Regions from separate parts of the Homo sapiens genome. Here region 2 is linked to region 1. The links are chromatin contacts, found by Hi-C in ENCODE. All regions are on one chromosome and are shown on one strand. Each heading gives the region's core, a stretch centred on a gene start or an enhancer-like site at or near the end of the contact. The rest is flanking DNA. Distances are from core to core; before and after follow the strand shown. Region 1 overlaps GRAMD1B (GRAM domain containing 1B). Region 2 holds the start of SCN3B (sodium voltage-gated channel beta subunit 3).

Evidence for each region. A loop is a pair of places that touch in the nucleus more often than their neighbours do.
Region 2: a loop to region 1 is called in a map of transverse colon, with 19 times the contacts of the local background. The contact joins the promoter of SCN3B here to the enhancer-like site in region 1. A Hi-C loop is called at or near these places in 2 of 168 maps with a recorded cell type or tissue (endothelial cell of umbilical vein and transverse colon) and 1 of 37 single-sample maps with no recorded cell type.

What each region holds. Positions count from the first base shown.
Region 1 is chr11:123,613,212-123,620,310 of GRCh38, forward strand. GRAMD1B (GRAM domain containing 1B) reads left to right here. Exons shown (of 20, transcript NM_001387025.1): 16 at 244-447; 17 at 1,534-1,624; 18 at 5,482-5,589; 19 at 5,896-6,013. Among named protein-coding and RNA genes, the nearest start is that of SCN3B, 38 kb to the right of the region's middle. Within about 2 kb of position 3,478, at least 5 of the 41 ENCODE cell types and tissues checked have a DNase peak (open chromatin) inside an H3K27ac peak, as active enhancers do.
Region 2 is chr11:123,650,335-123,657,433 of GRCh38, forward strand. SCN3B (sodium voltage-gated channel beta subunit 3) reads right to left here and starts at 4,290. Exons shown (of 7, transcript NM_001040151.2): 1 at 3,892-4,290; 2 at 3,413-3,492. The coding sequence starts at 3,467. LOC105369543 (a long non-coding RNA gene) reads left to right here and starts at 3,351. Exons shown (of 3, transcript XR_948124.4): 1 at 3,351-3,818. RefSeq lists silencers at 3,674-3,743, 4,304-4,533.

The DNA.
Region 1 (7,099 bases), core at 2,228-4,727:
AATTGTATACATGAGGGTGCAGATATTGGGAACATATGGTTCCTTGCAATGTTGAACAACCCCAGAGGAAGGGTTTGACTGGGGCTGGGTCCCACAAGTACCTCCTGAGGCTCATGGGCATCCCTGAGGATCCTCAACCCACCCAACCAACTTCCCAGAATACAGAATAGGAAAATGGTTCTGCAGAGAGTTGCATTGGAGGGCTGAAGGTGGCCTCTCCTGTGGTCCTTTTGTCTCTGATAGAGAGCGAGCTGGCCAAAACGGAGAGCACTTATTTGGCTGAGATGCACAGACAATCTCCCAAAGAGAAGGCCAGCAAGACTACAACGGTGCGGAGGAGGAAGCGTCCCCATGCCCACCTGCGAGTCCCTCACCTGGAAGAGGTGATGAGCCCGGTCACCACGCCCACAGATGAGGATGTGGGCCACAGGATCAAACATGTGGCAGGTGTGTGCCAGGTGGGGACAGGTCGGGTGGACTAAGCTTTGGGCTGGAGCTGCATGCCCACACCAAGGCACACACATGCACACTCATTTTGCACCTTGGCTATAATTTGTATATAATTTGAACGTAAGTCACTAAATCTGAGGCTCCCAATGCTCTGTTTCTCTTTGCTCTTTAAGTTCCTCAGCCCCAGCTGAACCCATATGTGTGCTCTAATTAACAAAAGCTGCCTTAGTGTTTATGCTTTCGTGTTGCCCTAGTTCCATGGCTACCTGCATAGGCTCAAGTATGAAGCTTCCAAGTTCTTGGGAAATACACTAAGGAGATCCCACAGCTCAGACCACAGAGATTACCTCATTACACAAAGATCAGGGAGACCAAGACAGTCCCCGTTCACTTCAACCCGCATGGGCCAACCCAGGCTTGCCCTCTCAGGCCGTGGACTCCCTTAATATTTCTTCCTCTTCCCACCCAGCCATTCACATCCTTGTCTTTGCTGAATCCTGGAAACCTGGGACTCTAAGGGGCCTTAGAGACCAACTAATTGAGTTGGATATGGACAGGGGAGGCAGAAGAAGAGGGGAGAGTGGGGGAAGAGTGCCAGCCTTCTGCATGCCGCCTAGCTTTACCCCTAGCACTTCCATGTTACGTGTTTTGCATTTAAGATTTCTGACTGACATTGCATTTGAGTAAACTGACTCTCAGAGAGCTTACATGACTTGTCCTCCATCATGTAGCTTACTAGGAATAGATCCAGACCCAGAAGCCAGCCGTCTTTAGTCCTAGCCCAATGCCACATCCTCTCCCATAGCTGAAGATCCCTTTGTCCTGGGCCTGTGTATCCTAGCTACATGGGCCTGTTGATTTTCTCATTTGTTCAATGATGACCTGACCCAACCCATGACCTTGCCCTTGAGGATTTTACCTTCTCCTCTTGGAGAGCTGGCAGTCTCCGCATATCGTTGCTGTCACAGTGTCATGGACATTTTTCCATCAGTCTCTGATGTTTGCTGTTTGACCAGTGTCCCCACCAGCAGTTGTTGGACTTGTGGGTCACCATGGTGATGGTCTCTTTAATTCTCCCCACAGGTTCCACACAGACGCGGCATATCCCGGAGGACACCCCCAACGGTTTCCACCTGCAGAGCGTGTCCAAGCTGCTGCTGGTTATCAGCTGTGTGTAAGGGATTCTAGGTTTTCCTATCCTGCCCTCACCACCTTCCCTTTCCAGCCTGGTGCCCCAGCCCTCGTCTCTTGAAGCATCTGAGCACCCTTACTGTTTGCCCTGGTTTTTGCCTTATCCTCTAGTCTTCTCTGTCTGGATTGGTTGCTCTGCCTGTTGCTTACCTCTTCGCTTCTTTTTCTCTGCTTTGTTCAGCATTTACTGTATGCTAGGCCTTCAGAAGAAAATGCTTCATGCAGCATCCATACCCTTCAGGGTTTCAGTTTCAAGTGGGTGAGAGAGACAGAACATTTGAAATTCCTGCACAGATGGTTAAATGCTAACAGAGAAATGCTAGAGGGCATTTTAGGAGTTCATTCCTTCATTAGATGTTCTGGGTGTCTGCTCTGTGCCAGGCACTGGAACTGTGCACTCATGGAGCCCACACGTTGGCAGGGTAGCCAGACAAAATCAATGCCTACAATACAAGAAAAGTGGATGCTTATTTTAATGTAGACTATTTATAATAATTGCTATGACATTATAAAACAGTAGGCACAGTAACTTGCATAGAAAGATGCTATGCTGGCTGGGCATGGTGGCTCACGCCTGTAATCCCAGCACTTTGGGAGGCCGAGGCAGGCGGATCATGAGGTCAGGAGATGGACAGCATCCTGGCTAACATTGTGAAACCCCGTCTCTACTAAAACTACAAATATTAGCCAGGCGTGGTGGCAGGCGCCTGTAGTCCCAGCTACTCAGGAGGCTGAGGTAGGGAAGGAAGATGCGCTACTGATTCGAGGGACCATACATGGTTGTGTCATTCACAGACATCTGGAATTTAGCAAAGCATTTCCAAAGAAGACATTAACAGTTCCAGGTATGTCTCAGGTGCCATAGGTTATCCAGGAAGAGGTGACAGATTTCTGCTGATGTGGTCCTGGAGCTCAGATGACAAGTGTAGGCTGCAGTCACTGCTTAATTATCCATAACATTACAGCCTTGGTGTGAATGAAAGCATCCATAGAGAGTATAGCATGTGACAAAGAAGACAAGGTCTAGGACGGTCCTGGGGACCAACTACAGGAGGGAAAGCCATGAGAAACATAAGGTGGACTCTTTCACCAACCTTAATATGTCAAATAAAAGTAAATGCAAAATTCTTCTGATGACAGCATAAGAAACGAAGATATTTTTACAAAATTAAAAACAAAAGTAACTGTTGGCTGGGCGCGGTGGCTCACACGTGTAATCCCAGCACTTTGGGAGGCTGGGGCAGGCGGATCATGAGGTCAGGAGATCGAGACCATCCTGGCTAACATGGTGAAACCCCGTCTCTACTAAAAATACAAATATTAGCCAGGCATGGTGGCAGGTGCCTGTAGTCCCAGCTACTCGGGAGGCTGAGGCAGGAGAATGGCGTGAACCCGGGAGGTAGAGCTTGCAGTGAGCTGAGATCGCGCCACTGCACTCCAGCCTGGGTGAAAGAGTGAGACTCCATCTCAATAAATAAATAAGTAAATAAAAGTAGCTGTAAAACTAGTAAAAGTCACACTTAGCAACATCGATTTAATGTGATTCATGCCATTGTTCTGTTAAATTAAATCTCTTGTATTGGATTTTGGTTTGTAGAGCACTGTAACCTCAAGTTAGTTCTGTGTTTAAGCTCTTTCTGCATTTTGACTTTAAGTAGAGAAGGCCTGCACCCCTGAGCAAATTGTATAGCATGTTATTAACTAACTTTTGGGTTTTGTAAGTTTAGAATGATCAGACTCTCTAATTCAATGCTGCAGGATCCAGGCCAAGTGTCTGCCGACAGCCTACACGTGGGACGGGCTGACACAGCACAGCTTGCCCTGTGTCTGGCAGGCTCTTGCCCCCACATGCCTGCTGCAGTGTGACTCAGCCACCTCCTTTCTCTATTTCGACAACTGCGCAGGCTTCACTTAGACAGCACACAGGGGTATCCCTTGACCTTCACTTAGCACAGAGAGGATTGCAAACATAAACCCAAATGCAGGCACCAAGATCGTGAGCAGGCTGTGCCAAAGAGGCGGGTGTTCAGATGACCCAGTGAGTGCTGATAAAATTAAAGACCGTGGCACTGAAATTCAACATAAAAGTTTTAAAGGCCTTGGGGACAACTCAGAGAGGCCTGAGAACACAGCAGCCCCAGAAATTTGTGGCTGTCAGTTTAAGGAAGACTACCTTCCACAGTACCAGAAGCACGGATGACACACACGGTACCACTTGCACAGGCATAAGCTTTGAAAAGCCTAAGGCATAGCATAAGCTTTTCTTTCTTCGCTGGTCTTTTATCCATCTCTCTTTTATCTGTTTTTCTTTCTTTCCTTTTTTTTTTTTTTTTGTTTGTTTGTTTGTTTGAGACAGGTTCTCACTCTGTTGCCCAGGCTGGAATGCAGTAGCATGATCTCAGCTCACTCTAACTTCCCCTTCCCGGGCTCAAGCAATCCTCCTGCCTCAGCTTCCCTAGTAGCTGGGACCACAGGTGCATGTCACCACACCTGACTAATTTTTAAAAATATTTTTTTGTAGAGATGGGGTTTTGCTATGTTGCCCAGGCTGGTTTTGAACTCCCCAGCTCAAGCAATCCACCCACCTTGGCCTCCCAAAGTGCTGGGATTACAGGCGTGAGCCACCATGCCCAGCCTATCTTCTCATTTTTTGTCATCTTTCTTTTCTTATGTGTGTCTACCTCTCCCCCATTAATTATAAGAACTACCCTTTGTGTAGGGCCTGTGGTGTGCCGGGATATTTTACAATATATTCCCTTTCATCTACAGAACAACCCCAGTAGGATAGGTATTACTGTCCCTAGGTTGGAGAAGCTAGGAAACTTGATCAAAAGTTAAGAGATTTTTAAGTGGTGAGCCAGGGTTTGCATCCAGTTTTGTGTGTCTCTGGATCCTCTCTACCCATGATGATGTCTTCATCTCTTCATCCTATGAGCTTGTTATACAGTGAGTTTAGGCAGCCAGTGAGGCTGAGAGAAGGAGAGAATTTCTGCAGTCTCTCTATGACTCCCCACAGCCCCTCCAGCCCCTGGATGATCCTTGCCTCCCCTGTCTCTCACCAGTTCTGACCCAGACTCTGGGAAACCTCAGCCTGTCTGCATGATCCCTGCCAGCCGGTATCAGGTTGAGGCAGGGAACTTTGCAGCTTGCGGGAAGTTCTGCTAACATCTGTAAGAGGTATCATTGGCAGAGCTAGGGACCCACTGGAATTCCTCCTTCAGTCTCACCCTTCAGTTAGGTCCTAAGGTTGGGTTGGTAGGGGGAGTCTTTTCTCAATTTAGCACCCGTGGAAATACTAAGAGTCTGTCTGTTGTTTTCTTGTGCCCTGTCCTTGCTGGGTCGTCTCATCCATTGTGTCTTTGCTTCTAGTATTTTTTTCTCATATACTCTCACTCACTCCCAGGTTGATTTTCAGTGCAGGTTTCCCCTTCCCCACACTTGCCTGTTTCTAACCTCTGCCTCCTCCCCATTTTTCTTCCTTGCTCCCATTAGGATCTGTTTCAGGTACTGGCTCTATGATTTCTCCTTTACCCCCTCATCTCTTTTCCTCCCCACCGTACCTCTCTTCCCCCAGGTGCCCAGGTTCTGGGTGCCTATGCATCTCTCCTTTCTAGTGCCTTCATCCCATGCCCCTCTCCATGGCTCTCCCCTGTATCCTGGCCCATCCAGATTAGGTTGCTTCTCTCTCTCTCTCCCTTGCTCCATCCCTCCAGCTCAGTCACTCACTGCAATGCTTTGGATGGCCCACCGGTCAGGGACAGCAGCCTCTGGGATGGGGGATGTCCTAGGCTCAGGTGACATCTCACTGCTGATGTTTTTTTCCCCACGTCTCCTTCCTAGTCTGGTGCTGCTGGTCATCCTTAACATGATGCTCTTCTACAAACTCTGGATGTTGGAATACACCACGCAGACCCTCACTGCCTGGCAGGGTCTAAGGCTCCAAGAAAGGTAATCCTGGCCTCGTCCCCTCACCTCCACCTTCATCCCACCCAGTGCCATGATACCTGTCTCCCAGTCTCCTTGGGACTGCCTCACTGCCCTTCCCCATCCCTCTGGGATGAGCCCACAGGGAAACTCAGAATCTCTCCCTATAGTTTCAGCCCACTTCTGATCTGGGGCACAGGGGAACCGGGGGCAGTGAGCAGAGGACAAAGCACTCTGATGTGACTCTCTGTCCTTTAGGGGTCTGGGAGCCCAGGACAGTTCGCTGAGCATAACTCCAGCTGCTGGGGTACCCCTTCTTCTACCCCACAGGTTACCCCAGTCTCAGACAGAATGGGCCCAGCTCTTAGAGTCCCAACAAAAGTACCACGATACTGAGCTCCAAAAATGGAGGGAAATCATCAAATCCTCAGTGATGCTCCTTGACCAGGTGAGATGCCCCACCTTCTCTGCTTGCCCTGGTCTTTGGGAGCGGGGACTCCTTCCCTTATGCTGTGAGAAAGATCCTCGTCTCTATCACCACCCTCCAGACTTCTCCCTCCAATTCATTCTTCCTCCAGGCCATGCATTGTTCTAAATGGAAAGCCTTCCTTGAGTGGGCTGCTAGAAATGCAGGTGTATTCTAAAAAATAAGAACAATAAAATGACCCACTGAATTTGCACCAGGAAAGCTGTAGTTTAGGTGGAAGGAGAACTCTTTTTATTTTTATTTTTGGTAACCCATAACCATCTGACAGGCATTTAAACAGAGAACCCCCTCAGCCCTTTTACAGAGATTTGTCTTCCCAGAGGGCATGTCTTTGAGTTTTTTCAAATGTTTACCGCCCCCTCCTCTGACAGTCAGTGGCACTGCACTGATAGTCTGGGAAGATGGCTGTACTTTGTCTTCTTTTCATAGCATCATCTTTGTCGTACAGTTTGCCTGTATTCCCCCCCGCAAAACTAGATCAACTATTTAGGCAAATCATCCTGAGGCAAAATCAATAATTAGCCTAGTTTCCTTGGGGGAGGGAGCTTCCTGCTTCCCCAGAATAGTTTAGTATCATAAAATATGCCTCCATGTGGTTGCCTAGAGAGCAGGAATCTGCCTTTGCTGTGCAAGAGAATTAGAAAATAATAGACTCAGGATTTATCCTGCTACATGACAACTTCTCTCCCTAAAGAGTTGCCTTTCTGATGTTTTGTGACCAGCCAGAGACGGCATCCCAGCTTTGCCACTAATTTTGTGACCGTGAGCAAGGGACCTTGAGCTTCCATTTCTTCATTTATAAAATAGGAATTGTAATCATAGCTTCATGGAACTGTCATCAGGATTTGATGCCATGTGGGCGGTGCTCATTAATATTAAACTTTGTTTCCTTGCATTGTTTGGTCTTAGCTCTAAGTAAGGAAAAAGAGGCCGGGTGTGGTGGGTCACGCCTATAATCCCAGCACTTTGAGAGGCTGAAGAGGGCAGATCACTTGAGGTCAGGAGTTTGAAACCGGCCTGGCCAACATGGCGAAACCCTGTCTCTAC
Region 2 (7,099 bases), core at 3,040-5,539, 38 kb after region 1:
GATTGCTCTAGAATGCTTTCCTTTGCACTGAGATAATGAAAAATTTGATTAGAATATAAACAATTTCCAAAAAGGGGTAATAAATGAGGTTATTTTTAGATGCTGACACCCTGACGTGACTTGTTCTGTCAATTTAGCTGGTCACTTAGGGCCTTGAATAGGATGCACGAAAGATCACCAGGGGAAGAGAGGAAAACACACAGGGCAACTAGAAGGGCAGGCCTGGAGAAGAAGGGCAGAGAAGGTACTAGGTGCTAGTGAGTGAGGCCCTAGGACAGGTGATGGTGTTGGGGAGAGATGGGACGGTAGCTCAGAAGAGAAATGGGAGGACAGGTGCCCTCCTGGCGATTGTGCATAGTAGCACATGTGTCCATGAGAGGTGCTAGAAGGAGCACTGGAAGACTGAAATCAGAAAACAAGGGTTCTCTAGCAAGTCCTTTCCCTTCCCCGAGCTCATTTTCTCATCTCTAAACTGGAAATAGCACTCTTTCCCCTGACTACCTCAGGGATAGACATGAGGACCAAAACAAGCAATGTATTGAAAATTACATTGTAAACTGTGATGCACAGGCAAATATAGGGTTTTATTTATTTATTTATTTTAAAGGCTGGGCATGGTGACTCATGCCTATAATCCTAGCATTATGGGAGGCTGAAGCAGGAGGATTACTTGAGCCCAGGAGTTAGAGACCAGCCTGGGCAATATGGCGAGACATCGTCTGTATTAATTTTTTTAATACAATTATTATTATTTTATTGTATTAATTATTTATTGTATTAATTATTTATTGTATTGTATTATTTTTTAAATCTCTTTAAAAAATAAAAATTATTACATGCTTTAACAAAGGAAATAAGGAAACTTTTTTTCATGCATGCAGAAAGTAAATGGAAAGACTCTTTCCCTTCATATTGTACATCATATTAAAAAATCAACTTTGGAAGGGGGAACACATCTAACCCAGCATTATTGTTCAATATTGGAATTGCATGCAAATCAAATGAAATTGTATCTGTGAAGGGCGGCTGTTTTTCTTTCTTTTTTTTTTGATGGAGTCTCGCCCTGTTGCCCACGCTGGAGTGCAGTGGCACAATCTTGGCTCACTGCAACCTCCACCTCCCAGGTTCAAGCAATCCTCCTGCCTCAGTCCCCCTAGTAGCTGGGATTATAGGCACGCACCACTATGCCCGACTAATTTTTGTATTTTTAGCAGAGATGGGGTTTCGCCGTGTTGGCCAGGCTGGTCTTGAACTCCTGACCTCAGGTGATCCACCCGCCTCGGCCTCCCAAATTGTTGGGATTACAGGCGTGAGCCACTGCGCCTGGCGAAGGGAAGCTGTTTTTCTTACAGTTAACAACCAAGTGTCCTGAACCACTTCTCTTTCCCTTCCACAGCTTTTCAGTTTGGTGAGACAACACTCAGTTTGCAAAGAAACTGAGAATGGGCAAAGATGGGCATACTGTGTACACTTCTTCCAAAGTTTTTTGGGGTCGGGGAGGGGATGGGCACTCTGTCAATTCTAGCAATATTCTTCAAAGATTTCTCTACCATTCATCTGTGGAGCTGAAAAGGATGTTAGATATCACCCGTGCCAACTTCCAAACATTACACAGAAGGAACCAGATAGCACTTTAAGGTTGTTATATAGTAAGCTAGTGGCAAAGCTGAGACTCCAATGCAGGTTGCACAAGTTCTAGTTAAAAGATTCTTGGATGATAGCATGTTCTCTCCCTCCACTGGAATTCAGGCAGGGATCTCAAAATCTTAGATTAGAGTTCAGGAAGAAAGTCTCTGCAGAGTCTCACTCCAACCCTTATCCACAACTTCAGCTTTACCGACGCTCTTTTTATCTGGCCAGGCTAACATCTTCTAAGCCTCGTGTCCTCAGCCTTAGCCTCCCCTGAGAAAATTTCAGCCTTAATCTTCAAGGCAGGTGAGATCATTGGCAACATATTATAGCTGCTCCATCTCCAGGTCTGGTCTACTCTACTGGGGATGGCTGGTGATGAGTCCGCCTTTGGGGCTGACATTACCTCCCTCCTCAACCTTCCTAGTCCGTCTCATCAGGCATTTTGACAGGAAGCTTGGCTCTGCCTCTGGTCACATGCAAAATCCAGATAATGCTGGCAGCTAGAGTTAGTCCTGGAGGCTTGAAAAAGTAATACTAAAGCAAAGAGGCAGCTCCCATCAGCATGTCTGCCACCGTATAGGCAGGATGAGTTTCATGCCAACCATGGGAACATAAGCTCACATGCCTCGTTTCAGGGAGGCAGGTGGGTACAATTGTGTCCAATTACCCTGTGTATTGATTTTTGCACGGAGAAAGGTAGCTAAGATCATGTAAAGCAATCTGTCTGCTGAAGAGAACCTATATTTTATCTGAGGATCTAATCATAGACACCAAGGCAGACATGCCCAGAACTACCACCCCCACCCCTGCCATACACATACTACTACACTCACCCATGCATTCAGATGTCTATGCCAACATGCTCACACACATGCTAGTGCACACATCCAGACACTGAAATATATTTACATACAGTAAAACATTGTCTCAATCACACAATCAGACATTATCACATAGATCAATCCCCTTTACACACATTCAGGCACTCCAAGACCGTCTCTGACACTCTCTTCAGCCTTTACTGTTCCAAGTGTAAGATTCCCTTATTTGGAGGGGGAAGGTCACCTCAGTTTCTCACAGCTGACAAGCAAGAATCTATTCACCTTTGAAGGCAAAAACCCAGCTCTCCTCCCCTAACACCAAAGCATCTTAGTTCCACAGGTTCATGCAACAAACAAACAAACCAAAAAAAAAAGAAGAAGAAGAAAAAGAAAGATGCATTTCACAGTTGCCTATTTATTTAATATATAGCAGTAAATGGCTGAAGGCTGTTTTCTTCCCATTCCTTGTTAAAATTAAGAAGATGATGAGCAACTAAAGTATTTTCACTCTCAAAATTCATGCATCCAGCTTTTATGGTTTTTTTTTTTTTTTAATATACAGAAACGAATTTGAAGACCCAGTAAGCTTTCCAGGAGTATAGACTCCTTGATGAGAAATAAAATGTAACCACACAGGAGGTTTTTATTCGTGAACGTGACTGCATTTCCTTTCAGCAAAGGGAAAGGGAAAAAATACTTTGGAATGATCAGGAAACTGGAGGAAGGGCGGAAGAACCACCAAAGGAGGTTGGAGAATAGCGGGGAAGGGCGGTGGGGAGGCGCCTTTCCCATCTCAAAATCCCAGCTCTCATGGAACCCCTGCCATCTCCATGTCTGGCAGATACGCACAGAGGCAAGCCAGCCAGAGCTCTTTTCTGTCACCAACGACATCAATGTGTTATTATTGTTAGCATTGTTACTGTTACCTGCATCCGGCATGGCGAGGTGCTGGTACTTACCCCAGTAGATAAGCACGAGAGAAGCCAGGGGAAACAATCTATTGAAGGCAGGCATCTTCTGGGGCTGGCGGCTTCCAAGGCTACACAGAGAGATTCCCTCGGTCAAGGACTGCGCCCTCTCAGATTCTTTCGAGGAAACCCTTTGGGACGAACTGCCCCCAGGGGGCGACTTTCTGACCGAAGGAAGGGCCGAGCACCGGTGCCTGGGGAGGCCCTGGGAGCTTTTGGAGCCGGGTGGGGGCTTTGGGCCCTAAGCGACCCCACTGGACCTCCCCAGTTCGAGGGAGCCGATCAGCCGCTCCGCGCCCGCTCTCGCCGGCGCTCAGCACCACGGACAGTCGCCTCCCCGCCCACCCCGGAACTCCAGCTTCCACTCGCGCCCCTGCCTCGCTCGTTTGCGCCCAGGGTAAGCTCAGCTCGGAAGGGAGTCGCACTGCTGGCCTAGCAGCCAGGCTGTGGAAGGGTCCAGGTTGATTCACCTCTCGCCTCCCCAGGATCGGTTGCGTTCCGACTGGAATCCTCCCAGCCCCGCGGCTCCTGCTTCGTCCGCCCTAACTGCTTCTCCAGCTGGGCGTGACCCCACTCCCGAAGCCGCCGGGGCCGCCCGTCTGGGCTACAGAATGCGTTCCACGTCGGTCCCGTCCACGCCCGCCCTCGGCTCCCTGGGGAGGTGCAGCGGGGCCGGGAAGGAAGCGGCAGCTCCCGTTCGGCCGGCGATGTCAGAGGTTGGGGGGTGGGTGTAGAGGCGGAGCCCCTTCCCGGGAGCTCGCCCCCGGATGGTGCGGGGCCCCGACCCTGGGTGGCAGGTGATCAGCAACCCTTCTCTAGGCCCCCAGGCCGTGTGTGCTGTCAGCCCTGACATGCGCAGGCGGCTCTCCGCCACCACCACCGCCCCGGACCCTCCCCCTAGTGCACACTCCCCACCCCCTGATGGGCGTGCCCCTCCCAGGCCCAGCGCCGCGCCGAGCGGGGGCGGAGCCGGGAGCGGCGCAGACACTTCCAGCCGGGATATCTTTGCTCGCGCGCTCGCTGGTCTCTCCAGGTCTCCCTCTCGCGCCTCCGCACCTCCCCCGAGCTCGGGCGCACCGCCGCCCTCGGCTCACGCCCTCCAGGCAAACCCACTCCGCTCCCGCACGGACTTGCCGGGTGTAGCTCCGGGAAGAGAAGGGCCAGAGCTCTTTCAGGCAATGATGTCATCTGCAAGGCGCGCCGTACGCGGTTCCTGGCTTCGCCTCCCAGACCCCATGCCTTCCAGTTCTCGCTGTCTATCCTTTGTCTAGCCTTGATTAATTGGCCCCGGACACAGCAAACTCAGCAAGATAATCCCTGTTTAGGGCAAATGGGGTAGGGATGAGGCGCACCTGTTCCTGTCTTCACCTCATCACTCAGTGAGGTGATCCAAATGTCAGCGCAAGGGGAGGGGGGCCCAAGAGGACTCCTCTTCCCTTCCCCAGGTTCTTTGCAGTTCTCCCTTTTCCTTTAATTACTCCTTTTTAATAAAGCAGATAGATTGTGTTTGGCGTCTTCCAACTATTAGCCACTCCCTAGTCCTAGCAGCTGTTTGAGTGCCCCCGCCCCATCTCTGGAAGGGAAACCTGAAACTTTACATTCAACTATAAACTCAAATTGACATAACAGATTAGGAACGCCTGGAACTGAAGTAAAAGAGTAATCCAAGAGCCCTTCTTCAGCTTCCTTTTTCTCCTCTTCTGCTCTTTCCAAAAGGGGAAGCTTAACGCTGATATTCCAAAATGGAATAACAGAGCAACAGCTGACGGTGAGTGGACCAGAAGCAGGAAATGCTCCCTCCTGACATCTCACAGAGTAACAGAATGTCCCCAGTCGGATCTTCCTGGGCAGGGAGCCACCAGGCCATAAACTCTGTGCTGTTTGGAGGACTAGGCCTTGAAGCATGTATACTGTGTTAAATTTGGATGGGAAGTTAAAGTTGACCTAATTCAACCGCTTTTCCAATTTGTGACTTCCCCCAAGAACATTTCGGACGAATGGACTTGATTTTATTTATTTATTTATTTATTTATTTATTTATTTATTTATTGAGACGGGGTTTTGCTCTTCTTGCCCAGGCTGGAGTGCAATGGCGCGATCTTGGCTCACCGCAACCTCCGTCCCCCGGGTTCAAGTGATTCTCCTGTCTCAGCCTCCTGAGTAGCTGGGATTACAGGCATACGCTGCTACACCCGGCTAATTTTGTATTTTTAGTAGAGATGGGGTTTCTCCATGTTGGTCAGGATGGTCTCAAACTCACAACCTCAGGAGATCCACCCGCCTCGGCCTCCCAAAGTGCTGGGATTACAGGCATGAGCCACCGCGCCTGGCCTTGATCTTTTTAGTGATGAGAACTTTCTACATCACAAGTTCACCTCTTCTGATGCTTAAGGAAGTTCTTTATGTTCAGTTGAATTCCGTACACTCCTCCTCCCCCTCCAAACTCCATTAAGTGGCCCTAATGCTGTTTTCTCTTTAAAAGAGCTATGCTTCCTCACATCCGCCCTAAGACATTTTTGTTTGTGGCTACTCTTCCTTAGTTTCTTCCAATGTATTTTCTAGTAGTTTCCAATCCTGTACCACCCTGGCTGCTTTTTCAGAAGGACTTTCAGTTTCTCAGCATGATTCTCCAAGTGACGTCCAGAACAGGAACTGATGGTCCCTGTGTGGTCTGACCAGCATAAATCCAGTGGAATTATGGCTACATTTGCTTTGAAGGATATAACTAGTTAAATACATTTACAGCCACATCTTAGTCATAATCAGCTTATGTTCAATTAAAATCCCTGAGTATTCTTCACTTGACTTGTTGCAGAGTCATTGTGTCTTGTACAGGCAATTTTGGAAATTTTATTATGAAACTTTGCACTTATTGCTGTTAAAATTTATTAGTTTCAACCAGTTATCACACTGTGTTAATACTTTTATTGAATTCAGATTCAATCACCCAATATATCTCTCTTCTTTACCCTTGTTTCATCTCTAGGCTTGACAATCACATGATCCACACATGGATATTTAAAAAAAGAACCAATAGAAAAAAAGAAGAGATAGTCCTATGGCCTGCTTCTAAAGACCTCATTCTACCTTGACAATGAGCTACTAATTAACATTTTTGTTTGTTTGTTTGTTTTTTGAGACGGAGTTTCACTCTTGTTGCCCACGCTGGAGTGCAGTAGTGTGACCTCGGCTCGCTGAAACCTCCACCTCCCAGGTTCAAGCAATCATTCCGCCTCAGCCTCCCAAGTAGCTGGGATTACAGGTGCCCACTACCACACCCAGCTAATTTTTGAATTTTTAGTAGAGAGGGGGTTTCACCGTGTTGGCCAGGCTGATCTCAAACTCCTGACCTCAGGTGATCTGCCCGCCTTGGCCTCCCAAAGCACTGGGATTACAGGCATGAGCCACTGCACCTGGCCTAATTAAAATTCTTTAGAACAGTTGCTCAATCATAAAACCCAAACATAGCTCCCTATTTTTTATATGTACAGCATGAGACATTCTGAAAATTTAGAATAAAAGGAATCTGTGAGAGGAATTAGACATCTAGTCATCCACAGGAAAGAAATAGGATCAATGGCTTACACTAACACAAAAACAGATTTTCAGCAATACATTTCAAACCTTTCCAAAGTAGGACAAATTACCTTTCGTTACATCCAAGCAGTTGTTATCCAA